2 separate regions of the Homo sapiens genome follow, and region 1 is linked to region 2. The links are chromatin loops, found by intact Hi-C in ENCODE. Cell type or tissue: chondrocyte. All regions are shown on one strand.

Evidence for each region. Hi-C counts contacts between places; a loop is a spot of excess contacts. Peaks named below come from ENCODE experiments on the same cell type or tissue, not always from the same donor. Only the 100,000 strongest peaks of a DNase experiment are listed, where the experiment ranks them.
Region 1: a loop joins it to region 2, with 4 times the contacts of the local background. A loop is called at or near these places in 2 of 110 quality-filtered maps.

Annotation. Positions count from the first base shown.
Region 1 is chr12:44,460,608-44,468,607 of GRCh38, forward strand. No RefSeq gene overlaps it. Among named protein-coding and RNA genes, the nearest start is that of NELL2, 410 kb to the right of the region's middle. RefSeq lists a silencer at 6,269-6,464. In chondrocyte, a CTCF peak has its summit at 4,739 (motif pointing right); no DNase peak of the experiment used is centred here.
Region 2 is chr12:44,869,355-44,877,354 of GRCh38, forward strand. It overlaps NELL2 (neural EGFL like 2), which reads right to left and starts at 6,961. Exons shown (of 20, transcript NM_001145108.2): 1 at 6,461-6,961; 2 at 5,871-5,999. The coding sequence starts at 6,515. RefSeq lists enhancers at 7,084-7,585, 7,586-8,000. In chondrocyte, CTCF peaks have their summits at 4,746, 7,422 and 7,622; a DNase peak (open chromatin) is centred at 7,537.

The DNA of each region.
Region 1 (8,000 bases), 410 kb before region 2:
AAATGCTATATTCATAAATAAAATATAGATGTAAAATTCTATTTCCTCCTGCTCCCTAAAATCATAGACTCTGACTGAGTCCCAAAGCCCTAGTCCATCTTGTAGGTGATAGTATTTGCTCCCTTCAAAAGTTTCCCTGACCACAAGAGAAAAAATATAGGTGTGGATAAACTGTTTAAGTAAATAGATATAGATGTAATAGGTAGAGAAACAATTTCCCATTTCTGTTCTGTTTCTAGTTTATGATATGTTTAGATTGCTGATAAAATGTAGTTCAAAGACAATTGAACTAAAATAAAAGTGGCAGCAGCCATTTCTTTGTAGCACATCACGTGTTTAAGGAATTATCCCATTTGCTGGCTTTCTCTAGATAAGCCACAGTTCTGGTGACGTTACCACTTATTAGCTCTATGACACTGAACAATTTCTGTTGCCTCATTTGTAAAATACGGATAATAACTGTGACATTTAAGTTAGATAATACATATAAATTGTTCTTCACAGTGCCTGGTGCATAGCTACATACCAAATAAAAAGATCCCCTATTAGTAGTCACTCAAGAAACATTTATTGAACATTCATATACAGTAGGCATGAAGGTCAATGTTGGAGATTTGAAGTCCATTTGAAGTTACCGAAAGTTAATTTTTGTTACTTGCAACCAAAAATCGTAGCAAATATTACTGTCTTCCTTTTGACTGGGTAACATAAAACTGAGATAGTTCATGGTGTCTTTGCTGTAATCTGAAACTGAGGAGAGATGTCTTCTCTCCCCCAGGAAAAATGTAGGCCTGGAGAAGAAGCACTTGGCTTGCTGCAGAAAACATTTGAATGGTTGTAGAAGACACTTGTGGTAAGTGCAGGAAGAAAGAAAGAAGAAACAAAGAAGGAAAGAAAGAAAGAGAAAGAAAGAAAGAGAGAGAGAGAAAGGAAGGAAGGAAAGAAAAGAAGGAAGGAAGAGAGAAAGGAAGGAAGGAAGAAAGAGAAAGAAAGAAAGAAAAAGAAAGAAAGAAAGAAAGAAAGAAAGAAAGAAAGAAAGAAAGAAAGAAAGAAAGAAAAGAAAGAAAGAAAGTAAGAAAAGTTTGATTAAGGATAGTAAGTGTGTACTAGGGCCTACCCTGATATTTTTAGGCCTGGAGTCTGAAGCAGTGATTTCGTTTTTATGTCAGCTCTGACAACTTTGGGGCATAAACATGACTCTGCTTTAAAAACATACATATATACTCACACACCAGGAAAGGACTCCAGGAAATATTTCATTTAGTTCTTAATATATTTAAATTATAAAGCATAAATGAATAGTTAAATGAAAACATAATTATATAAATTACTAGCCAGTGACAGCCATTAGCAGGAATGCAGACATCACTTAATGTTTAGTCTCAATCTTACTCTGTCTATTCTATTATATGGAATGGAGGAATGCCAGAATATGAATTTTATTATTTCAAGGCGAAGGTTAGTAAGATGAAGGAAATGAGGGGTCCTTAGTAAGCTGATATAGTTTGTATATTTGTTGCTGCCCACATTTCATGTTCAGAAGGTATAAATAGGCTTCAAATTGGATCCAGCTAGGCATCAGTTCTTCAGCTCATCTTCAAAGATAGGCATGAGTCACTATGCAGTGTTATGCAGGTTATCTATCCTAAATGCAGACCTAGGGGAAATGAATAAATTCATTGAAAATGTTTTGTAGGAGGATTAAATGAGATGTATATGAGAGGCATGTTAGAAAGGTTTCTGGAAACATGGCTGCCTGAATGCAGCCTCTTTCCTCTCCTCAACAACTCCAAGGTGCTTTGCTATCTGGAATCAAGCAGCTGCTGTGATTTATTGGTTATTTAACCAATAAATATTATTTATTGGCTATTTAACCAATAATAAATAATAAATATTATTTATTGGTTAAATAACCAATAAAGTTAAAAGGGGGAAATAAAATCAAGTATACAGGTTATTCTGCTACATGCACATGAAAAATTTAAAGACAGAAACTGTCATATTTTCCTGAAAACAGAGCAAAAAGACTTCTATATTGTTCATAAGTAACCTGCACAAAATAATTAATAATGAAATTCTTATTTAAAAAGAAGACTGATAGATAAAAACCACTAGGCAAATGCAAACAAAAAGAAAATAAGAGCATCAATATTAAAATCAGTCAAAATGGAAGTTAGGGTTAAAGGTACTAAACAGGCTAGAGAAAAGCATTGTACAATGGAGGGAGTTTCCATAGGAAAGAAGAAAGAGAATAGAGACAATATTTTAATAGATAAGAAATAAAAATTTTCCAAAATTGATGAAAGACATCAAGCTACTGATTCAAGAACTGCTACAAACCCCAATCAGAATAAACAGTAAAAACAGGTACTTCATAGTGAAACTGCTTAAAAACAAAAATGAGAGGAAAGCATTAAGACAGCCAGAAGAAATAGGACTATTGTAATATAGCAGAGCAATGACAAAAGTCAGAGGATATTGGAATGATACCTTTCACAGAAGAGAATAACACAAAAAATGGGAGGGGAGGGCTAATAAAAGTTCTGCAGTTCTAAATTGCTAGGGAAATGGGAAAAGTAATCATTTTTATTATACCATAATAAGTCATTACACTGGACATAAAGGGAAAAAGCAAGTATATGCAGCTTACCAGAATCATGCATTAAAAATAAGATTAAAAACCAAAGGTAGAGAAAAGACGTATAATACAAACACTTTAAGAAAAATTAAGGCATCACCATGAGGCAATGTAAGACTGTAAGGAAAACAGTATTATTTAAGATAAAGAGACATCCTACAAGGATAAAATATTAATCTACTAAGAATACCTTACAACTTTAAATCTATATGAATCCAATGATATAATGAGAGCAGGCAACTGCCTTTTCTGATTGAGAACTTGGCTGGAAACCCCCACTAACTAGAAACTGCTGTTGGAACCAGGATCAAGGACAGGTATGGCAGTCTTATCATTGGTAGTCCCTGATCCTCTCTGCCCTTTTAATATGAGTGACCTTTGATGTCTGGGAAGTAGCTAAAGATTATTGGTGTTTTTATTTTATTTTGTTTTTAGACTATTTCTCACTAGACAGATGTCCTGCATGCTGACTCACACTAGGTAGCAAGATTTTAAATTGTATCCAGACCATCCGATTTCTGGTAAAGGATATGGCCCATGGTTATAGAGCTTACATGAAAATATCTTCCTTGCCTTCAAGCAACATTTACTTTGGGGAAGACCAACCTTTAAAAGTGACTAAAATACAAGACATGGTATGATAAATGTGGTAAGAATGGTAGAAACAAAAAATGTATAAAAGGCATAAGATGTTATATATTCTAAAGAAAGTTAGAAATAAAGGCAAAACTCAAGTATCAAAAAAACGAATTCAAAGTTGCTAACTCAAATGCAACATGAGAGTAAGTCAGAATTTTATTTTCCATTTAGTGCCAGAATCACCACAAAGATAAAATGCAGCAATAAGAATATCAGATCTCCATGGGTCCTACTAGTCAGGCATCCCATCCTCTCAATATTTGCATTTAAGTATAGTTTAGATCTACTTTTAAAATTGTGATTTAACATAAAAAGATGTAGAGGATCAAAATGTAAAAACACGAAGGCACCTATGAGAACCTTGCCTCACACAGCTTTCCATGGGAACTGGCTTGCTTGGCCGAGGAGTCTGATTTCTACATTCTCTGCTGAGCCTTCAGTAAGTGTGCATCTCTTTGGAGGGAATACAAACAGAGAGCTCTCACTGTCTTCAAAGGGCTGCCATGCTGAGTCAACTCAATAGGACAAAAAGAACAAAGTGAGACAAGCTGCAGCCTTCCAAATAGCATCCTGCAAGCCCCTCCACCTGCAAGTTGCAGGGCAGGATTCTAAAAAGAAAAAAAAAAAACAAGGGAGTTCAGAGAATTGTCTGTTTAATTTTCATCATCCCTAATGTAAACTGGGCTAAAGTGGTCATAGACCAGGCCCAGCAGATTCCAGCATCCTGTTTTTTTCATGCACTTGGACATAAGCTGAACCACAGCTCTGGGTTTAAGACTTAGCCTTATATTCCTTGCATAAATGACAGGCCAATTGAAACTCATTTATAGTGAACAGCATGTCCAAAATAGGACCAAGAGGCAAAACTAAGTTCTTTTAATGTTACTCTTTAATTCTGCATATTGCCCTTGTCTGCTTATCCAGGGAAAATAGAGATTTGGAGTAAGAATCAGAAAAGATTCTTGATGTTGTTTATTGTATATCTGTGTGTCTATAGAGAGAAGGAGAGATTAATTAATTAGCTTAGTTACACAAGCAAGATATGTTTTTAAATTATGGATTCTGGGGATTCTGGTCTCTCTCTCTCTCTCTGTGTGTGTGTGTGTATGTGTATGCACACACATACACACCCATACACACATGGAGAGGAAGATGTGTCACAATGAACACAACAAAATTTCTGACCTTTGGGAACTTAATTTCTAGGTGAAAACAGTAAGCAGATAAATTGATAATATATAATATGTTGGGAGTGATCCATGCTATAAAGAAAAAATAAAACAGAGTAATAGAGATTGAGAGTGACAGACAGTGAGGTAGTTACTATTTTTACATAAAGAGATTGTCAGAGAAGGCCCCATTGATAAAGTGAGATTTGAAGAGTTGTGAAGAAAATGAAGGAACCAACCATTAGGATATCTGTAGACACAGCAAAGGACCAGAAGTCCAGCAGAGGGCATAGTAAGTGAAAATGAGGTGAAGTATGTTTAGTGTGTGTAAGGAACAATGAAAAAGCCACCAGGGCTAGCCAGAGTGAAATGATAAAGGGAGAGACAAGAGGGAAAGAGAGAATGTCTCCGAGTGATACAGAGGAATAATCACAAGGTGCCTTGGAGTCCATGGTAAAAACGTCAGCTCTTATTCTGTGTGAGTCCATTGGTGGATTTCGAATGAGAAGTTACATGATATGATGTACATTTTAAAATGATCAACCTGGTTGGCCAACAGAAAACAGACAAAATTGGAACAAGAGCTAAAGCTGGGAGATCAAAAATGTAGAAGGCTATTGTAATAACCCAGGCAAGTGGTGATGGTAGCTTAAACTAGTGTGATAACATGTTGTGACCACTTCAGACAAACAGGATGTTCTTCCAATCAAAGTTTCATTTAGATATCGAGACTGATGTTGACACACACTCATACAAACAGGGCATAAAAAGATTTATTACTCACATATTAAGGCTTGAGGAAAAACAAGGCAAGCCTCCCAAGTTGGTCCAAAGAGGGCCAAATCTGCCCTTGAGAGAGAGCAGGGAAAGCAGACTGACTTGGAGTTTTGATGGTAGTTAGAAATTGGGGATGGATTGAGAGTTCCCACGCATGCTTTGAACTTCCTGCTACTGCCAAAGGAGGGAGTATCTAGGACTTTCTCATCAGCTTCTCTGATGTAGAGCAGAAGGCAAACAGGGAGGGGTGAGGCTTCAAAATATGAACAAATGAAGCCAGACTTTTATACAATGGTGGAGATAACAAGAGGTATCAGATTCTGGAACTACTTTTTTTAAGAAAGAGGTATAATATTTATAATTGGAATGGGATTTGGGGGGTAAGAGAGGTAGAAGGTAAGGATAATTCCCCCTTTCACTATAGCTTAGCAAATAAAAAATGTAAAATAATAAAAATGTAAAAAATTAATCAAAAAGCTACTTTATTTGTTCTTGGATTTCCCCCACTTTTAGATTGAAGATTTTATTGAAATATAAGAACCAAATCCTTTACTTCTCTTTAGTCCTCTCTAACTTCTCCAACAATTTTCCCTGGGAATAAAGACAGTGCTTTGCAAATAGGAATGTACAAAAGGGGTTTGTTGATTGAAAAGACGTGTAACAATTTAGTCACGTGTCACTTAACAGGGATACTTTTCTAAGAAATCAGTCATTAGGCAATTTCATTGTTGTACAAACATCAGAGTGTACTTACAGAAGCCTATGTGGTATAGCCTACTCTACACCTAGGCTAGATGGCATAGCCTATTGCTGCTATGCTACAAATTTGTACAGCAAGTGATATGGTTTGGATTTGCATTCCTACCCAAATCTCATGTCAAATTGTAATCTCCATTGCTGGAGGTGAGGCTTCAGGGGAGGTGACTGGATTATGGAGGACGTTTCTCATGGTTTAACACCATCCTCCTTGGTGCTGTTGTTGCAATAGTGAGTTCTTGTGAGATCTGATTGTTTAAAAGTGTGTAGGTCCTCACCCTTTCTCTCTTGCTCCTACTCCAGCCATGTAAGATATGCCTGCTTCCCCTTTATCTTCTACCATGATTGTATGGTTTCTGAGGCCTCCTCAGAAGTCAAGCAGATGCCAGCACAATGCTTCCTGTACAGCCTGCAGAACCATGAGCCAATTACACCTCTTTTATTTATAAATTACCCAGTCTCAGGTATTTCTTTATAGCAATGTGAGAACTGACTATTACAGAAAATTGGTAGCAAGGAGTGGGTCATTGTTATAAAGGTACCTACAAATGTTTAAGTGACTTTGAAATTGGGTAATGGACAGAGATTGGAAGAGTTTAGAAGTTTCAGAAAAAGACAGACAGATGATAAAAATTTGGAACTTACTAGAGACTTGTTCAATGGTTGTGACCAAAATGGTGATAGTGATATGGACAATGAAGACCAGGCTGATGAGGTCTCAGATGGAAATGAGGAAACTATTGGGAACTGGAGTAATGATCACTTTTGCTATACCTTAGCAAACAGCCTGGCTGCGTTGTGCCCCTGCTCTAGGGATATGCAGACTTTGGACTTGAGAGTGATACTTTAGGGTATCTGGCAGAAGAAATTTCTAAGGAGCAAAGGGTTCAAGATGTAGCCTTGCTGCTTCTATAAACCTATAAACCTATGCTCATATGCATGAGCAAAGAAATGATCTGAAATTGGAAGTTATATTTAAAAGGGAAGCAGAATGTAAAAAGTTTGAAAAATTTGCAGCATGGCCATGTGGTAGACAATAAAAACCAATTTTCAGGAGGAAGAATTCAAGCAGACTGCAGAAATTTGCCTAAGTCAAAAGGAGCCAAGTGCTAATAGCCAAGACGATGGGGAAAAGGCCTAGAAGGCATTTCGGGGACCTTTGCAGCAGCTGCTCCCATCACAGTCCCAGATGCCTAGGAGGGAAAAATGGTTTTATGGGCCAGGCCTAGGGACACTGCTCCTCATATCCCAGTCACTCCAGACATGGCTCACACAGGCCCAAGTACAGCTCAGGCTGCTGCTTTAGAGGGTACAAGCTGTAAACCTTGGTGGCTGCCACATGATGTTAAGTCTACAGGTACATAGAGTGTAAGAGTTGAGGCTTGGGAGCCTCTGCCTAGATTTCAGAGGATGTATGGAAAAGCCTGGGTGTCCAGAAATAATCCTGCTTCAGGGGCAGAACCTTCATGGAGAACCTCTTCTAGAACAGTGTGGAGGGGAAATGTGAGGTTGGAGCCCCCAGGCAGAGTTCCCATTGCTGCACTGCCTAGTAGAACTGTGAGAAGAGGGCCATCGTCCTCCAGACTCCAGAATGGTAGATCCACCAGCAGCAAAATGGTAGATCCACCCTGCACCTGGAACAGCCACAGGCACTCAACACTACCATGAGAGCAGCCACAGAGGCTGAACCCTACAAAGCCACAGGGCAGAGCTTCCCAAGGCCTTGGGAACTCAACTCTGACACCAGTCTACCCTGGATGTGGGAAACGGAGTCAAAGAAGATTATTTTGGAGCTTTAAGATTCAATGACTGCCCTACTGCGTTTTGGACTTGCATGAGGATTATAGTCACTTTGCTTTGGCCAATTTCTCCCTTTTGGAACAGGAATATTTACTTAGTGCTTTTATCCCCATTGTATCTTGGAAGTAACTAAATTGTTTTTTATTTTACAGGTTCATAGTAGGAAGGGACTAACCTTGTCTCAGATGAGACTTTGACATTTGGACTTTCGAGTTAATGCT
Region 2 (8,000 bases):
CTGGGCTCTGAGTTCTGCCCTTTGAATTAACCTTCTTTTTTCATGAAAGGTAGCTTCATAGAAAGATGTTGACAGCCAAGTCAGCCTGTTTTTTGCTTGTAGAATTTTGGGGATCCAACACCTTCTTTCATTTTATTCTCTCACTGATTCTTTCAGGCCACACCAGCAGCAATTTTACTGCCATAATATTCTTAAGAACCTTGTAGATCTCCCATGTATGTCATGGGGATTCACTCCATTAAACAAAAAAGGCTCCTCCATAGATATTTCTTGGATAATTCCATCTCTATTTGTGACCTCTGCTGAAATGGTTGAGGGGATCTATGAGTCATATGTTCTTCAAAGAGCCCTCAATGTAACTGAATACTCTGACCTTTTGATATTTCTGAGGCACTAGCAAAATATTTTCTAGTCACATCCTTGGCTTTCTTTTCAGACTAGGTATTCCTAACAGTGAATATCCTATTTTAACATGTTTTGGAATCTGAATAGGTTGATAATTTCTCAAATATCAAGTTATGAATATGTTTTGCTCAACAATTATTCCCTAAATCTCTCTCTCTCCTCTCACGTTACTACAAACAGCAAGAAAAAGCCAGAGTGCACCTTCAACACTTTTGTTGCTTACAAATCACCTTAGCTAAAATCTAAGTTCATTGTTTACAAGTTTTGCTTTCCACATAACCACAGGGTACAATTCAGCTAAGTTTTCTGCCACTGTGTAAGAAGGGTCCCCTTTCCTTCAGTTTATAATAAAAATTCTTTATATCCATCTGAGCCCTCAATGGCAGTTCCTTCAATGTCTATACCTAACCAATGCTCGCTTATGATAATTTAGGAATATTCAGAGGTGATTTAGATTTTCTCTCTACCATGCTCTTCACTTTCTTCTAAGTCCTCAATAATAGAGTCACCAATAACCATATTTCTACTGAAAGTCTATTTAAGGCAATCTAGGCTTTTTCTATCATGCTCCTAAAAATTCATCCAGCATCTGCCCATTGCCCAGTTCCAAAGCCACTTCCATATTTTTTAGGTATTTCTTACACCAGCACCACACTTCCATGCAGGAAAATTTGTATTCGTTTCCTATTGCTGCTCAAACAAATCACCACAAACTTAGTGACTTAAATCAACACAAATCTATTATCTCACAGTTCTGGAGATCAGAAGTCCAAAATGAGTCTCATTGGTCTAAAATCAAGGTATCAGTAGCACTACATTCCTTCTGGAGGCTGTAAGAGAAAACTCATTTTCTTGCCTTTTTCAGCATCTAAAAACTGCCTGCAGTCCTTGGCTTGTGGCCCACTATCACCTTTAAAGCCACCAGTGGCCAGACTAGTTTTTCTCATATCACATCACTCTACACTGACTATTCTGCTTCCTTCTCCCCATTTCAAAAGATTCTTCTGATTACACAGGGCTCACCCAGATAACCTATGATAGCCTCCTAATCTTAAAGTCAGCTGATGAGCAAACTTAACTTCCCCTTGCTGTATAACGTAACCTATTGTTTGGTTCCAAGAATTAAGACATGAACATCTATGCAGGACCATTATTCTGCCCACCATAATATATATTTCCATAATGATAAATTTTCAATTCTGCTCTATTAGTATAGCCTACCATGTAACCTGGTTCCTGCTTTCCTCATATACTTTATTTCATATCACATGCCCTATGTTTCTACTTCTCTAGACTTCCTCCACGTTCTCAAATGCACATTCATCCCATGCTCAGAACCTTGCTCACACACTAGTCCCTTTGCCTATCCCCATAGCTTCTCTTCTTTGGACTACTCTTACATATCCTTCAACTATCAGCTTAAATGACTATTCTTCAAAGATGGTTTCCCTGAGCCTGAGACTCCCCTAACTAAAATATAGATTCCCATTATATCTTCAGTTTTTCTTCATATAATTTATCTTAATGGTGATTAGGTCTGTAACTATGTAATTGTTCAACGGCTATTTTTAAGACACTATGAAATCAAAGTTAAGTTCTAACGTCTTCATTTGTTATGTGCCTAACACCTAGCAGTATGCTAGTTTCCCAAAAATAACTTATTTGAAAGAATGAAAGTAACTCGCTTAATTGTCATAACAATGATCATTTTATAATTGAGGGTACTGGAGCTTAGAGAAATTAAGTAACTTCACCACAGTAAAACAACTAATGAAATTCCACCTCAGTCTATCTTGTTTCTAAGTGCATCTCTTAAACACTGTGTTATTCCACACTATTTGGGCACCAACAGCCATCACTTCAAAGTCCACAGATGCTCACCAACCATCATACTGAAGACAAATTAGTGCCACCTCGATTTCCTCAATGCAGTTACCTTTGCCTACTAAAGTCCATGGTCTATTACCAAATGCCTATTTCACTCTGCGTAACACTGGCATAAGAGGAGACGTACGACCTTTTTTTCCCTTTAAAACCTTAAAGTTTTTTACAAATAACTACTAAGCTTATTTTCAACTTAACAACTTGTAAAAAAAACATGCTTTGATTTTATCCACTTCTCTTCTATGGATTAATGAGATTATAAAATCTGTTAACACTTCAGAAGAAATTGTATTAAACCAACAGAGGAAATTATCTACTTTGGGAACCTGGCCAGATTAATTGTTAAAATCAAAGATCTAAAAATCATGCTAACATTGCTAGAAAGTCCTAGAATGGTGCTTCTGTATACTCTCATTCCTGATCCCTCATGTACAGAGAGGAAAAAAACATTATTATGATCATTATCTTGGGGAATACTTCCTAGATTTTAGAAAGTAGAACCCTTTATAACCTTTCATAGGTCTTTTTATTGTCTACATTCACTCCTCTAATTTTTAAAAGCATAATAAGTGTATTTTTGTGGCTGCAAGTCAGATTATAGCTAGAAATGACTAGAAAATTGCCTGGATTCCTTTTTTGAAAATTATGGTAATTGGCAAAGATCAAAAGCCATATTTATTAAGGTGTAATCTAATTTAGCATCTTATTACTTGAATTTCCAAAACAACTATAAATCAAATTTCAACAACAACAAAACCATTTTAGTGATACTATAGTTGCTATTATTATTTTTAAAACATATGACTTTAAAATATATTTCCATTTGTTTTTATTAGGTATAGATAATAATAAATTTACGAGTTTCAAAAGGTATTGAATTGCATGCATCTCAAAATCCACTAAGGAGAAAAACTGGCACAAGGAAAAGCAATATTAAATGAGCAAAAATCACTGGGAAAGTATATGTTGAGATTTCTTTATTTTAAAGCTAAAAGACAGAAGAAGATGGTTACATTACTGCAGGAAAAATTTGATGGTCCAAAAATCTCTTCCATCTATTTAGAACATATCTGATAGCACAAAGAAACTTATATGATAGGTTCATATGAAACCTGAGAGCATCTCACGGATTTTGTAATTTGTTACTATTCCTGCTATGACTATGTATAGTGTATATGTATATACCGTACAAAATATCTGCAGCACCCTCAACTCACTGTAAATAGAATCTATAAAATCTTCAGTCTGTATATTTTTTTCTCTCTAAAGCCAAAGGAAATCTCAATGAAGCAGCAAGACTCGGAACTGACTTCTTAACAAGTTTCCAAATGCTATTAGCAAAGACCTTGCCAAGGTAATGCGAAATTCCATGCATGGCCAAAGGGCCACCTTTTGTCAATTTCATAATCCGAATCTTAGAATAAAAGAAATCACAAGAGCATAATCAATACATCAGTAATATATGCCTACTGAGAACATGGCATGCAGGAAATACTTGCTGATTGATTGGTTATATTAAATAAAGTCCATAATTTGGCAGAAAATGAAATTTTACACCTTCAAATCTCATAAACCATATTTGTTAGGCATTTACTCTGTCTAAATATTGAGCTCGGCATCAACAAGGAAGGAAAAACAACCAATTCATCAATGTACATGGATATCTAGTTACTATGGACAATTCAAACAAAACATTTTATATGCCTTATGTATTTTGAACACCTACCTTGAAGAATTTGACAATTTAAATAAAAATGAATAACTAAACATTTTTAATTAACCAGGAAAAGTTATCGATTCCTGAGACTATTTCCTAAAAATGGTTTAATTTTCTAGCATCAGAATATAAAATGCACAGTCCTGAAGGTTTCTATTTGTGACAGATCAGACACTCTTCAGAGGAAACTAGGTAGAATACTAATAAAATTTAAAGGAGCTTTGTAAATTTTAAGAGCACTACAATACCATTTGTTTATTAGGAGCTTTAGATTCCATAAAGCTTTCCAGTTACTCGAATTGGCAGTCCTGAAATAACTTTGTTTCCAGTTCATAGGGATTAAAAATCAGAGATAAAAACAACACAATACAAAACAACAACAACAAAAAAAAAAAAACAGAAGGTTAACCCTACTGACACTTCTATTCAACTGTGTGAAATTCTGCTGACAATGTAGCCTTATCTTCTTTATTATATTTGGTCATTGTTTTTAAAGGATTCAATATCCAAGCCCCACCCTCTTATAAAAGACCCTTAAGTGAATAAAACATTACCATAAATATTTGTTACAATAAAAAATTAACTTAAACATAAAATTTAAACAATAATTTTTAAGCCAGAAAATTGCATTTTAATTTTTTATAAGAGCAAACTTGTTTTAAGTAAATGTAACACATGTGAATTTCCTCCTTTCCCAACTCTAAGCTTTGGTTTTAGTGTCCATGGTGACACATACTGGCTATATCAGGCAACAACACCACTACAGAAACACTCAAGTTTTATTTTATTTCTATTTCTTGGTAGCATATTTTCCGAAGTGGTTTCCTTTTGCATATCCAACTCTTTAGTAATTATGAATTGCACTTTCAAAGCCATGGCACCAAAATAACAACAACAACAACAAAAATCTGGGTGAGGTAGGGCAAGAAGCTTTAGTCCATTAGATATGTTAAACCAAACTCCATTCTCTTTTGCCTTCATGTATTCTTCACCATACATGAATCTAGTCTGTCTGTACACGTTTAGCTACCTTTTAGAAGCTCTTATTACGGCAACTTTCCACAAACAAGCAATCCTCAAAAGCTCTAATCAAAGTTGAAGGTTTGCTGCATTGGAATTTGCTTCTGACTGCACAACACATTTAAATATAATTTGAGATGTAGACATTTGTGCCCAGCCAATATCCATTGACTTCAAAAAAAAGTTGTAAAATCGTAAGTACACAATTAATGATAATATGAGATACACTTCTAGATTAACATTTACTTGAAATCTTTCCAAAATACTTTTGAGACCATTATTCCCTTTCTCTTGTTATTGGTGGATGAAGGAAGAATGAGGGTCTTTCAAAGATAAATTTTGCCTCAAATATACTGCGACTGTGATATGCAGTAAGTAAAAATATTCAGAGGCATTAATTTTTCCAGAAAGCTACCCCCATAAAACAATTCCTCCAAGCAGGGCACCATCGTACCTGAAACTTTCAGAGATCAGTGTCTTAACTAAGATTAAGCTATCCTTTTTCCTACCTAAATCAATTTCACCCAAACGAGGCGTTTGTGTTATAATTCATTGTTCCCCAGATTCTAAAATCAACCATCTGCCATAGGAGTTTCTGCTCAGTAATTAAGGGACTATCCATTAGAACTGGCAAGAGTACAAAGTACGAAGGAGAAGGGTGAGGCAGGGGAGAAAAAACCACTTAAAAGAGATAGGGATATGTGTCTCACACTGGCCCTTCTACACCTCAGCTAAAGTACTGTCATCCATGAGGCAATACAAAGTTAGGACAAGCGGCAAGAGCAACTCCTGCCGGGGTTATCGGAACTGAAATCACAGTGGGGATGCAGCACGCCGGGCATACCTTGAAAGAGAAAGGCTTTCGTCCCATTATGCAGCCCCGGGACCTGACGCACTCCGGTCGTGGACTCCCCAAGTTCTAACTCTGTTAAGACGTCAATCTGTAGGGAAGGGTCCACACCAAGCCCCCAAACTGGTGAGGGGTATGAGGTGGGAGAGAGAAAAAGGAAAAGCTCCATCAAAATGCAAGTCTCTTCCTCCAGGGCAGCAAAGAACCGCGTTTTCGCGACAATATTGGGAACTGAAGATGAGAGGCGACTGCCTCCTCCTCCGCCGAGAGCCTTACCTGAGATCAGCAGCCAAGCTTTAAATAGCGGAGCACCCAGTCCCGTTTCCATGACCTCCTTTAAACCCTTCTCTCTGCAAAGTTCCCCCTCAGCCCTCCGACCCTGGACTAGGGGCGTGATCCGCCTCGCGGTCTCCAAGGCAAGCACAGAAAAAAAAAAAATCCATATCCAAACCCGCCCCCTTACTCCAAGCTTCCCACTCCAGACCTACTTTGGGTCCGGGAAAAGCGAGGCTTCCCCAGCCAGCCCATGCTGCCCCGAGGCGGGAGCCATCCCTTTCCCCAGCCCCAGCTCTGCGGCCACTCACCTGCTCCGAGACCGAAGATCAAACAGAATGTTCTCAGTAAGACCCGAGACTCCATGGTGCGGATCAGCTCAGTCCATCGTCTCCCTCTTTAAAAATAAAAATAAAAATCGAAGAGGTTCTTGGAATCAAGCGGGAAAATAACGTTTGTCTCTCCTGCTGCTGCCTCGGATTTACTGATCAGTAGGATTAATACGCTTTGGTTGCCTAAGAAAGAAAAGGGAGGCCTCCCCAGGCGCGTGAAGAACTTAGACCCTCCAATGCGCACATCATTCCCACACGCAGGGCCGAGGCGGCAGCGCGGCCCGGAGGGGGCCCGGAGGGAGGGGTCGGACTCGCCCCGGCGCGGCTCCGTCGGGGAATTAGCTCCCGAGCCGAATAAAAGCAGCCAAAGACTCGCACACCCGGTAGAAGGGGGGCGGCCCCAAGAAAGCCCGGGCTGGGGCGGCCCCGCACCCCCCCGTCTTCCCCGCCGCCCGAACCTGTTGTAAAGGCAGAGACAATGGAGAAAGCTCCGGGAGACGCGCGGAGAGACTGCTCCTCCGGGGAGGGAGGGGCGGGCCGGGGGAGGCGGGGTAAGGAGGAGGGAGGGGCCGCCGAGGGCGAGGCCGGCGCTCAGCGTCGGTCTCCCGCACGGTCTCCTGGATGCCAAACCCGGTCTAGGGAGCCCAGGAGCCGTTGCAGCCTCAGCTCTTCTCCCTCCCTCTCTCGATGACCCGGGCAATGCCAACCTCCTTTCGGGATTGAAAGCTCTAAATCCAAGGTGCTAAGTTGATGGGCGGTCTTTGCTCTCACCCCTCGATTTCGGGCGCGTGTCTTGAAAGACAGGAGAGAAAAAAGACCACCCAGCTGCAGGAGGCAAGGCTGGAGCGAGTAGCGCTCGCCTGCCCTTTAAGCAAAGGAGGGAAGCCCATGTGCACTCGTGCACTGGGCTCCGGAGCAGCCCCGGGGTGCAGGGCACTCCCCCTCCAGGGCGTGCGGAGGAAGGCCACCAAAACACGCTGCACTGCCGAGGTGGAGCTGGGCAAAGTAGGTAGAGACTGGTGGGGACGGATGGCGAGCCTGGGAAGCCCCGGGTGTCCTGGTGGAGAGGTTCCCTGCCGGGGGCGGGGCGCTGGAGAGCTTCCCCGGCGCGGAGAGCTTCCCGGGCGCGGAGAGCGCAGAGAACTTGGCCAGGAGGTGCTGGACAGCTCCGGAACCCGCGCGCCCCCTGCCAAATAAAGCGTGGAGACCCGGACTCGGGCTCTCTGGGACCAGCATACAGCAGAAGGCAAGGGGAACTGAGCCAGGGCGTCTGTTCACGCCGAAATATCTACCTACATAGAGGAGATGGTTAGAGAGAGAGAGAGAGAGAGAAATAAATAAATACGTAAATAAGCAGAGGGAGGAGATGGAGCCCAGGCGAGAGAGAAGAGCCATCCCACTGTTGACCACACTCATGCAGGCTCTACCTGCCCTTCACCACATATGTCCGGGACCATAAAAGTGGTGTCCTTTGAGATCCATTTTTCAGCAGGCACATGTATGTTCAAGATCAATGGTA